Regions from separate parts of the Homo sapiens genome. Here all the other regions are linked to region 3. The links are chromatin contacts, found by Hi-C or POLR2A ChIA-PET in ENCODE. All regions are on one chromosome and are shown on one strand. The core of a region is the stretch at or near the end of the contact, and the rest is flanking DNA. Distances in the headings are between cores, read along the strand shown.

Region 1 (2,700 bases), core at 201-2,700, 340 kb before region 3:
ACTGTTAAAGGCAGTATACCTAAAAACAATTTTTTTTCCTCCATCTTGCACTCTAAAGGTATACTTTAAACAAAAATTGGCTAAACATACCAAAAAGTGTTTGACCAATCTGTTTTTTGCTTTTTTTTTGAGGCAGAGTCTCGTTCTCTTGCCAAGGCTGGAGTGCAGTGGTGCGATTTTGGCTCACTGCAACCTCCGCCTCCCGGGCTCAAGCGATTCTCCTGCTTCAGTCTCCCAAGTAGCTGGGATTACAGGTACCTACCACCATGCCTGGCTCATCTTTGTATTTTTAGTAGAGATGGGGTTTCGTCATGTTGGCCAGGTCTCAGACTCCTGACCTCAAGTGATCTCTGCCCACCTCAGCCTCCCAAAGTGCTGGGATTCCAGGCGTGAGCCACCGTGCCCGGCCCCAATCTGCTTTTGATGGTCACTTAGGGCAAGTCGAATTTTAAGCTATTTTAAATAATGCAAAGTTGAACACATTTATGTATTCATGTTTTTGTACGTGTTGCATCTATTATTTTTTAGGATACATTCCTGCCAAGTGGAATTACAATTTTAAAAAATTTTTATTCATTTTTCTTTTCTCTTCCCAGATCTCCTTTAGTCAGGGAGGAATAACACATTTTTTTTTTAGTAAATGTTTTGTCGTGATATAGTGCATATCCAGAACAGTGCATCACTCAAGCATACAGACAGCTCTTTGAGGTTTCCGAGAACACGACTATGTAAAGTGTACGGAGATCTAGAAATGGAACATTCCTAGTACCCAGAACTCCCCTTTGCACTCCATTCAAGTTACTCCTCCTCATCTCATCCTCCAAAAGTCAGTTACAATATTAGCGTCATCTATGATGCCTCCCTTAAGAGCAGCCACTATCTTGACCTCTAACATTGTAGTTGAGTTTTGCCTGTTTTTGAACTTTATGCAAATAGAATCATAAAGTATGTACACTTTCCTGTCTGGCTGCTTTTGTCTGTGATTATCTATATTGTTCATTTTCACTGCCATGTGCTATTCCATTGCTTGACTATATTACACATTAGCACTCTACTCTGCCATTGTTGGGCATGTGGGTAGTTTCCAGTTTAGGACGATTCCAATGGCACCGCCATGACATCTTTGTACGCATGCTTGGGTGAACAGAAGTATGCGTTATTTGTGTATATACCTAGGAGTGCAATTGCTAGGCCATGAAGTAGCCAGTGTCCTTGCTGACATACCTATGATCTAAATGGCCATATTTCCCTGCAGAAAGGTAGAAATTGCACTTTGATGATTCACCTAACCGTTCCAAGTGTCAGTGGCTACATCTGTAACAAGAGGATACAGCCCCCTCCTAGAGTGTTGAAAGGAAGAGATGAGCTGATCATTGGAGCCATGCCCACAGGAAGTAGAGAGCCCTCAGTCTGGGTTGACAGCCTTAACGAGCTGCTGGAGATGCTTGAGAATACTGAGCTGTTGATTCTTGAAGAGCCTGAGGCCAAAAAACAATGAGCAGGAAGTGAGGTGACCAGTTGGCCCCAGAAATTAGCTGCCTCTGTAACAGGAGCAAAACAGTGCTTAGGGGTAGGGAATGCTGGGAGGACTGAGGTGGGAGGTCACAGCTCCGCAGTCCAGCCCGTGTTTTGGAAAGGTTTGTGTGAACTGTATATAGTCCCCAGGAACCAGACCTAAAGTCCTTGAGTGCCAAAGTACTCTGGGCAGACAGGCGATATTACTTCTTGGTGAAGGCTGGCTTTGGGGTCAGTCGCACAGACTTGGAGTTCAGTCCCAGCTCTGCCTCTGTGTGTTGTGGGATCTTACGTGCTCTCTGAGCTGCAGTTTTCAAATTATAAAACTGAGATAACGGCCGGGCGTGATGGTTCACACCTGTAATCCCAGCACTTTGGGAGGCTGCGGTGGGCGGATCACTCAAGGTCAGGAGTTCAAGACCAGCCTGGCCAGCGTGGCGAAACCCCGTCTCTGCTAAACGTATAAAAATTAGCTGGGCGTGGTGGCGCGTGCCTGTAATCCCAGCTACTTGGGAGGCTGGGGCGCGAGAATCGCTGGAACACGGAGGCAGAGGTGGCAATGAGCTGAGATTGCACCACTGCATTCTAGCCTGGGCGACAGAGTGTGACTCTGTCTCAAAACAAACAAAATACCTGAGATAATATCCACTCACTTATTGAGTTGTTTTGATAATGAAGTGAGAAATGCAGATCATTGTTTAATATTGTGCATTTTTTAGAGACAGGGTCTTACCCCATCACCAGATTGGAGTCCTTCCATTTCTTTGCTCCACCAGATTCTCCATACATTTCTCAGTGTAGGTTTCCCAGATCATGTCCAACACCAGCCTGAACCCTTATTTCCTCTCGCTACTCATCTGACTCTGAGTCTGTGACTATAAAAAGCCCCTTTCTCGGCTAGGATAAAACTCATCTTCTGGAGTGGAAGAGGAAGAGTCAGACAACCAGATGCAGTTTTCTCTAGGCTGGGCGTGGTGGCTCATGCCTGCAGTCTCAGCACCTTGGGAGGCCGAGGCGGGCAGACTGCTTGAGTCCAGGAGTTTGAGACCAGCCTAGGCAACATGGTGAAACCCTGTATTTCTAAAAAAAAAAAATATATATATATATACATACATATATATATATATATGTATATATACATATATATATATATATACACACACACATATATATATATATATATAT
Region 2 (2,700 bases), core at 102-2,601, 400 kb before region 3:
CATAGCAAGGGAAGGCTTTAAGCAGTTACTAGAAAGAGATGGGGATTTGGCCCCTGGCTCCTCCAGCCTGAATGAGCTATTTAATCCACTGTCCATGTTCCTCATCAGTCAAATCCAAAGTCAAAGGATTTGAACCTGCATCTGGAAACGTAACCACTCACAGCACCTGGCCCGCCAAGGTTGGGAGGATTGTACACTACTTTCATTTAAAGGGGAAAGTTTGATAATACGGAATTAATTAATATGAATGAGATGCATTAATAAGAACCTGAGCATGCTGAGAGTTGCAATTGTTGGTTTTCTGGTTTGATTGATTTCCTTTTTTCTTAGACACATCAAAGTCAAGAAAGATGGTTTTACCTTTACTGACCCAGCTGTACATATGTATCTAGACTGTTTTTAAATGTCTTTCTTCATGAATGCTTCATGGGGCTCCAGGAAGCCTGTATCACCTGTGTAAGTTGGTATTTGGGCACTTTATATTTTTCTAAAAACGTGTTTTGGATCCTGTACTCTAATAAATCATAAGTTTCTTTTTAAAAATTTTCCAAAACTTTTCTCCATTTTAAAAAGCCCTGTTATAAACGTTGAACTTTCACAATGTTAAAATGTTAAATATTTGGATATAGCAACTTCTTTTCTCTTCAAATGAATGCCAAGATTTTTTTGTACAATGATTAATAAATGGAACTTATCCAGAGAAACCACGCAAATGGCCTGCCCAATTTCGTTTGAGGACAGAAAGCCCAGCCATGACTTGAGTAGAATGTCTCTCACCTCTCTTCGGATCTAAATATGAAAAGTATGTTCTGCTGAATTTTTCTGAGCATTGGTGAGCGGACAGCCTACCTGTAAACCATGACCTCCTTGCCAAACGTTAATTTTATCAGCTCACTAGTAACCTTTGAGAATTATCTGGTTGTCATGCAAAGATTGCACTTTCTGAATTATGTTAAAACACATGTTGTAAAATGAGAACTGCTCATGCTTTGAAAGAAAACCAGGTTCTTCGTGCGTTCTGTTGCCGTTGATTTGAATGGCTGTGCTGTATACGATGTGTCCAGAATGTCTTCAGAGCACTGTTTCCGTGTGATGTTACTACCTACTATGTGGGAGGAAAAAAGGTTATAGGTTAAACAAAGTCAATTGACTCTATGGTGGTGTTTCTCAATACCTGTGACGCACAGTACTGTGCGTCGTGACTTTCTAAGAGAAGTGTGCAGCGGGTGTGTCATCTTGATATATGAAACCCTGGAATTTCCCTCCCCTACACGCACGCACCGTCCCCGGGGGTCCGGTGTTTGCAGACATGCTTTGAAAAGCTGTCTCAGTGAGACATCAGTTATGTCCAAAATGAGTTTACCTTAGAATCAGACCGGTTTTGCCAGGCGTCATGTTTGCAAACATTATCCACCTAATCAGATTTTGAAAGGCCGGCTTTCATGTCGCCTGCCTGAGACTCATAACAGATCCCCATTATAAGCGCGTTTACACAGCAAAATGATTTTATTGAGAAAACCAGCATTAAGTACTGTTGCCGGCTCAGTTTTCCATTGCATACTATCTACTTAAAGTCCCGTTCTCATTTGTAAGTGTTCCGATCTTTCCCCACGGAGAAAACTGAGCAGAGCTGCCGTGTCGCAGGCTTTCTGCTGCTGATGTCGCATCTCTTTGCTTTCCCCTCCTTAGTCCATACTCCAAGTAAGTGAACTCAGACTACCAGCAACTTTTTAACTGAAAAGTATCTGTCCATGATGATCAAGATGCAGCTCTTCGTGTTTTTATTTTGTCTTTTTTTTTTTTTTTTTTTTTTGGAGGGAAGGAGAGACATCAACTGGACAAAATGCAAAATTTGGATGTGGGACAATTGCTTTTTGGAGACGTGAATAGCTGTACTGTACGTATTATTTTGTGTGGCATGCTAACTTTGAGCCGGGCACTGGCCTAATAAAGTCTTTGTAATCCTCCCAGCAATCCTATAAAGCAGACGCAGATAGTAAAGATTTTAGGCTTTGCAGGCCACGTACAGACTGTCACATGTTCTCTGTTTTTAAAAGTGTCAACAACATTCTTAGCTCAAAAACAGGCTGCAGGTGGGATGGTGCCCACAGGCCATAGTTGGCTGACCCCGGCTAGGGTGTAGGCACTTAGCATTCCACTGTATAAAGGGGAAACCCAGGTCATACTGCGTGTGCGTGGGTGGGAAGCCGGATGTGGAATACAGGTGGTCCCTGAGTCTCCAGGAACCACTGAGCTCCAGCTGTTCACACCCACACTCTGCGGCGCAAGCAACTACCTCGCCACGGTTTAGCCTTGGTCTAGCAGCGACTTTAACCTTGAATGTTGCATTTCTGAAAAATTTAGAATCTTGAAAGTAAAGGACGTCCCTCCGGTGAATAAAATTAGGCGCAATTATAGAATACATGTATTATGGCCACGTAGCAATGACTGTATTAGGGCTCTGCTAGTTCTGTAATAAATAGACCCGAAAAGCAACAATGGCTCAAACACCATAGAACGTTTTTGCTTCCATAATATTGGGCAGGGGAATGGGCTGGCAGGGCAGCCCTTATGCAGGCAGGCATCAGAGCAACCTGAGCCGTCCATCTCCATCCCGCCTGAAGTAGCGGGGAGCATGGAGGGCTGAGACCATCTGGGAGCTTCCATGAGCCAGGTGTGGAAGTGGCACCCCTTATGTCC
Region 3 (2,700 bases), core at 97-2,596:
CTCAGGGCCTTTGCACTTGCTGTGCCCTCCCCTTGGAATACTTTCTCCTCTAAATGTGGCAGGGCTTGGTCCCGCAGGGCAAATGTCGTCTCTTCCCAGAGGCCTTCTCTTCTCATTCTCCTGACTCCCCGTAATATTGCCCTGTTTTATATTATTCATAGCACTTATTTGTTCATGTTTGCTTATTTATTTATGATTTGTCCTCCCCATTAGAATATAAATGCCATTCCTGAAAGTAGGGATCCTGTCTACTTGGATCACCCCTCTGCCTCAGCATCCAGGACACTGTTTGGCACAGAGTGGCGCTCAACAAGTATTTACTCAATGAATAAAACATCTATGGGTCTCCCAGTTCCCCTTTTCTAGATCCCTTGCTCCCTGTCCCACCTTTCACCCTAGCAAGGTAATAAGGGCCATCTACTTCCCATGAAAAGGTTTAGCCTCCGTGAATATCTTCTTGTCTCTGGAGGCAGAGCCAATATTGTGGATATAGGGTGTCTATATCAGTCAGATGGTGTCTGACTTCAGTTTAGGGCACGATTATTGGCTGTTGAATGACTTCCTAATCCTGACCAGGCTTCTTGAGGGGGCAGCAATGGTGTCACTAGGGCCACTGATTAAAAATGACCCGCCAGTGAAGCCTCCTTTCTCTTTTGAAAAATTAGGTAACAAACCGGTCAGCAGCAGCATCTTCATATATCAAGAAAAGGTCATTATATAAATATTTTTCAAGAATTTGCAATCTCAACTTAATCCTCCTCTCGCCCCTCCCTCCATTATCCCACATTGCAAATCCTTGGGGGAAAATAAAATTCATATTCCAAAGTTCTCATCCACACATTTAACTCCTAAATCGAATGCTCGAAACTCTACTTTCGGATGCTTGTATTGGAAGAGGCTTCGGATTCTTTGTCGGAAGCAGGCCGTACATAATTCTGGAATAAATTTTTGCACGCGGGATGCATCTGAATGAATGAAACGCTTTTTAATCCTCTGCTCTGTACATCCCACTATGTCCCTTTGAAGGACCGCACCGAGACTTTTCGATGCTTGCGATGGTTCAAGTTGCGCCCCTGGGGCCCGTTACAGGACTGCACCGAAATGCACTCAGAGGAGCATCGCCTGCATCACTTGGACTGGAAGCCGGCAGGTGCACTTCGGGAACAACGTCGCGAGCGCTTTTCATCCCTGCAACCAACACACAGCGCAAAACGCTCTGGGACTGCAAGGGCAGGAGACTACACAGACCATGATGGGAGAAAAGAAAAAAAAATCGCGTTCTCTTTTTACCTGCCCAGACAATTCAGCAATCACAGCCGCATCATTCAGGTCCAGCCAAGCCAATCACCCGCGCAGCCTGGGCAGCATGTGACTTCCGATGCTTCCGGCCTCCTATTGGGTGGTTTCTTGGCGTCGCCGGGTCCGGCGCTAGGACCCGGGCACAGCTACGCCCGCAGCACTCACGCGATTGTCCGCCCCCTTTCCCGGCACTTAACCAATAGGAGGCCGCCGTTCCTTAGGGACCAATGGTGAGAAGATCTTGCGCGACTAGCCCTTGTCGCTGCGGAGCGGAGGCGGGGCGTAGGGCGGGGTCACGTGGGGCTGCGCCCAAGGCTGCCGGGAGCAGACTGGGCTGCGGGCGGCGGGGCCGGCGCCTGCCTGGAGGGATGGGGCTGCCGGGCGCGTAGGGGCCATGCCGCCCGGGACCCGGGCCTGCCGCGTTCCGCGCCCCGGCCGCCGCGCCCCACGTCCGCGCCGGGATGGTGAACCTGGCGGCCATGGTGTGGCGCCGGCTTCTGCGGAAGAGGTGGGTGCTCGCCCTGGTCTTCGGGCTGTCGCTCGTCTACTTCCTCAGCAGCACCTTCAAGCAGGTCAGTGGCCGCCCTTCCCCTCCTCCCCTTCCCTTCTTCCTTCCTTCCTCCCCCTTACTTTACTTTCTCCTTCCTTCCTTCGTTACCTTCCTCCTTTTTTCCTTCCTCCCTGTCTTCCTACCCCTTCCCTTCCTTTCTTTCTCCCCTTCCCTTCCTTCCTCCTTCCTTCCCTTCTTCCTACCTCCCCTCCTTCCTTATCTTCCTCCTTCCTTCCCCTCTCCCTGCCTCCCTTCCTTCCTTACCTTCCTCACCTTCCTCCTCCTTCCTTCCTCCCCCTTTCCTTCCTCCCCCTTCCCTTTCTTCTTTCCTCCCCTTTTTCCTCTCCCTTCCCTTCCGTCTTTCTTCCTTCCCTTCCTCCTTCCGTCCTCCTCCTTTCTGTCCCCCTCTCCCTTCCTTCTTCCTTTACTCCCTTTCTTCCCTGACATCCTCTTTCCTCACTTCGTTCTTCCTCCTTCCTTCCCTTCCTCCTCTTTTTCCTTACTCCTCGCGTTTGTCCGACCTCCCGACTTCTGCAGCGGCGCCGCCGGGGCGTCCGAGGGTGGGGAGAGGTGCGCATTCCTGTCCCGGTCTCAGCACGGGTGAGGGACCTGCCCACCGCCTTGGTCCCTGCAGCGGGAAGGGGTTGCTAGGCCAGGGCAGAGCTGGGACTAGAACCCCGAGTTGAGGACCCTTCAGCGGTGGGGACTGCTTTTATGAACACCTCCCTGCTTTTCACCTGCCCGGTCCAGAGCTAAGAGAGGGCGTGCATTTGCTGGCTTCATCTTCGCAGCAGGCCTGGGAGAAGTGGGGTTCCCAGTATTACAGTGGGGGAAACCAAGACATAGGTGGC

The links. Hi-C counts contacts between places; a loop is a spot of excess contacts on that map. ChIA-PET counts read pairs that join two places held with the same protein, here RNA polymerase II (POLR2A). Pooled maps may share reads with other maps.
Region 1: a pooled map shows a loop between it and region 3 (2.2-fold over the local background). The contact joins the enhancer-like site here to the promoter of RNFT2 in region 3. A Hi-C loop is called at or near these places in 6 of 50 pooled maps. POLR2A ChIA-PET finds 5 or more read pairs at or near these places in 2 of 52 experiments (OCI-LY7 and Panc1).
Region 2: a loop to region 3 is called in a pooled map, with 3 times the contacts of the local background. The contact joins the enhancer-like site here to the promoter of RNFT2 in region 3. A Hi-C loop is called at or near these places in 1 of 168 maps with a recorded cell type or tissue (naive thymus-derived CD4-positive, alpha-beta T cell) and 8 of 50 pooled maps. POLR2A ChIA-PET finds 5 or more read pairs at or near these places in 3 of 52 experiments (AG04450 and activated T-cell).

The regions. Positions count from the first base shown.
Region 1 is chr12:117,075,895-117,078,594 of GRCh38, reverse strand. The region is part of intron 1 of TESC (tescalcin); the gene reads left to right. Among named protein-coding and RNA genes, the nearest start is that of TESC, 22 kb to the left of the region's middle. Within about 2 kb of position 1,450, at least 2 of the 41 ENCODE cell types and tissues checked have a DNase peak (open chromatin) inside an H3K27ac peak, as active enhancers do.
Region 2 is chr12:117,141,787-117,144,486 of GRCh38, reverse strand. It overlaps FBXO21 (F-box protein 21), which reads left to right. Exons shown (of 12, transcript NM_015002.3): 12 at 1-2,496. Among named protein-coding and RNA genes, the nearest start is that of TESC-AS1, 44 kb to the right of the region's middle. RefSeq lists enhancers at 1,016-1,095, 496-1,695. Within about 2 kb of position 1,351, at least 7 of the 41 ENCODE cell types and tissues checked have a DNase peak (open chromatin) inside an H3K27ac peak, as active enhancers do.
Region 3 is chr12:116,736,961-116,739,660 of GRCh38, reverse strand. It overlaps RNFT2 (ring finger protein, transmembrane 2), which reads right to left and starts at 1,346. Exons shown (of 11, transcript NM_001382266.1): 1 at 1,291-1,346. SPRING1 (SREBF pathway regulator in golgi 1) reads left to right here and starts at 1,592. Exons shown (of 5, transcript NM_024738.4): 1 at 1,592-1,871. The coding sequence starts at 1,761. RefSeq lists enhancers at 1,064-1,323, 2,092-2,700 and silencers at 1,514-1,773, 1,854-1,903.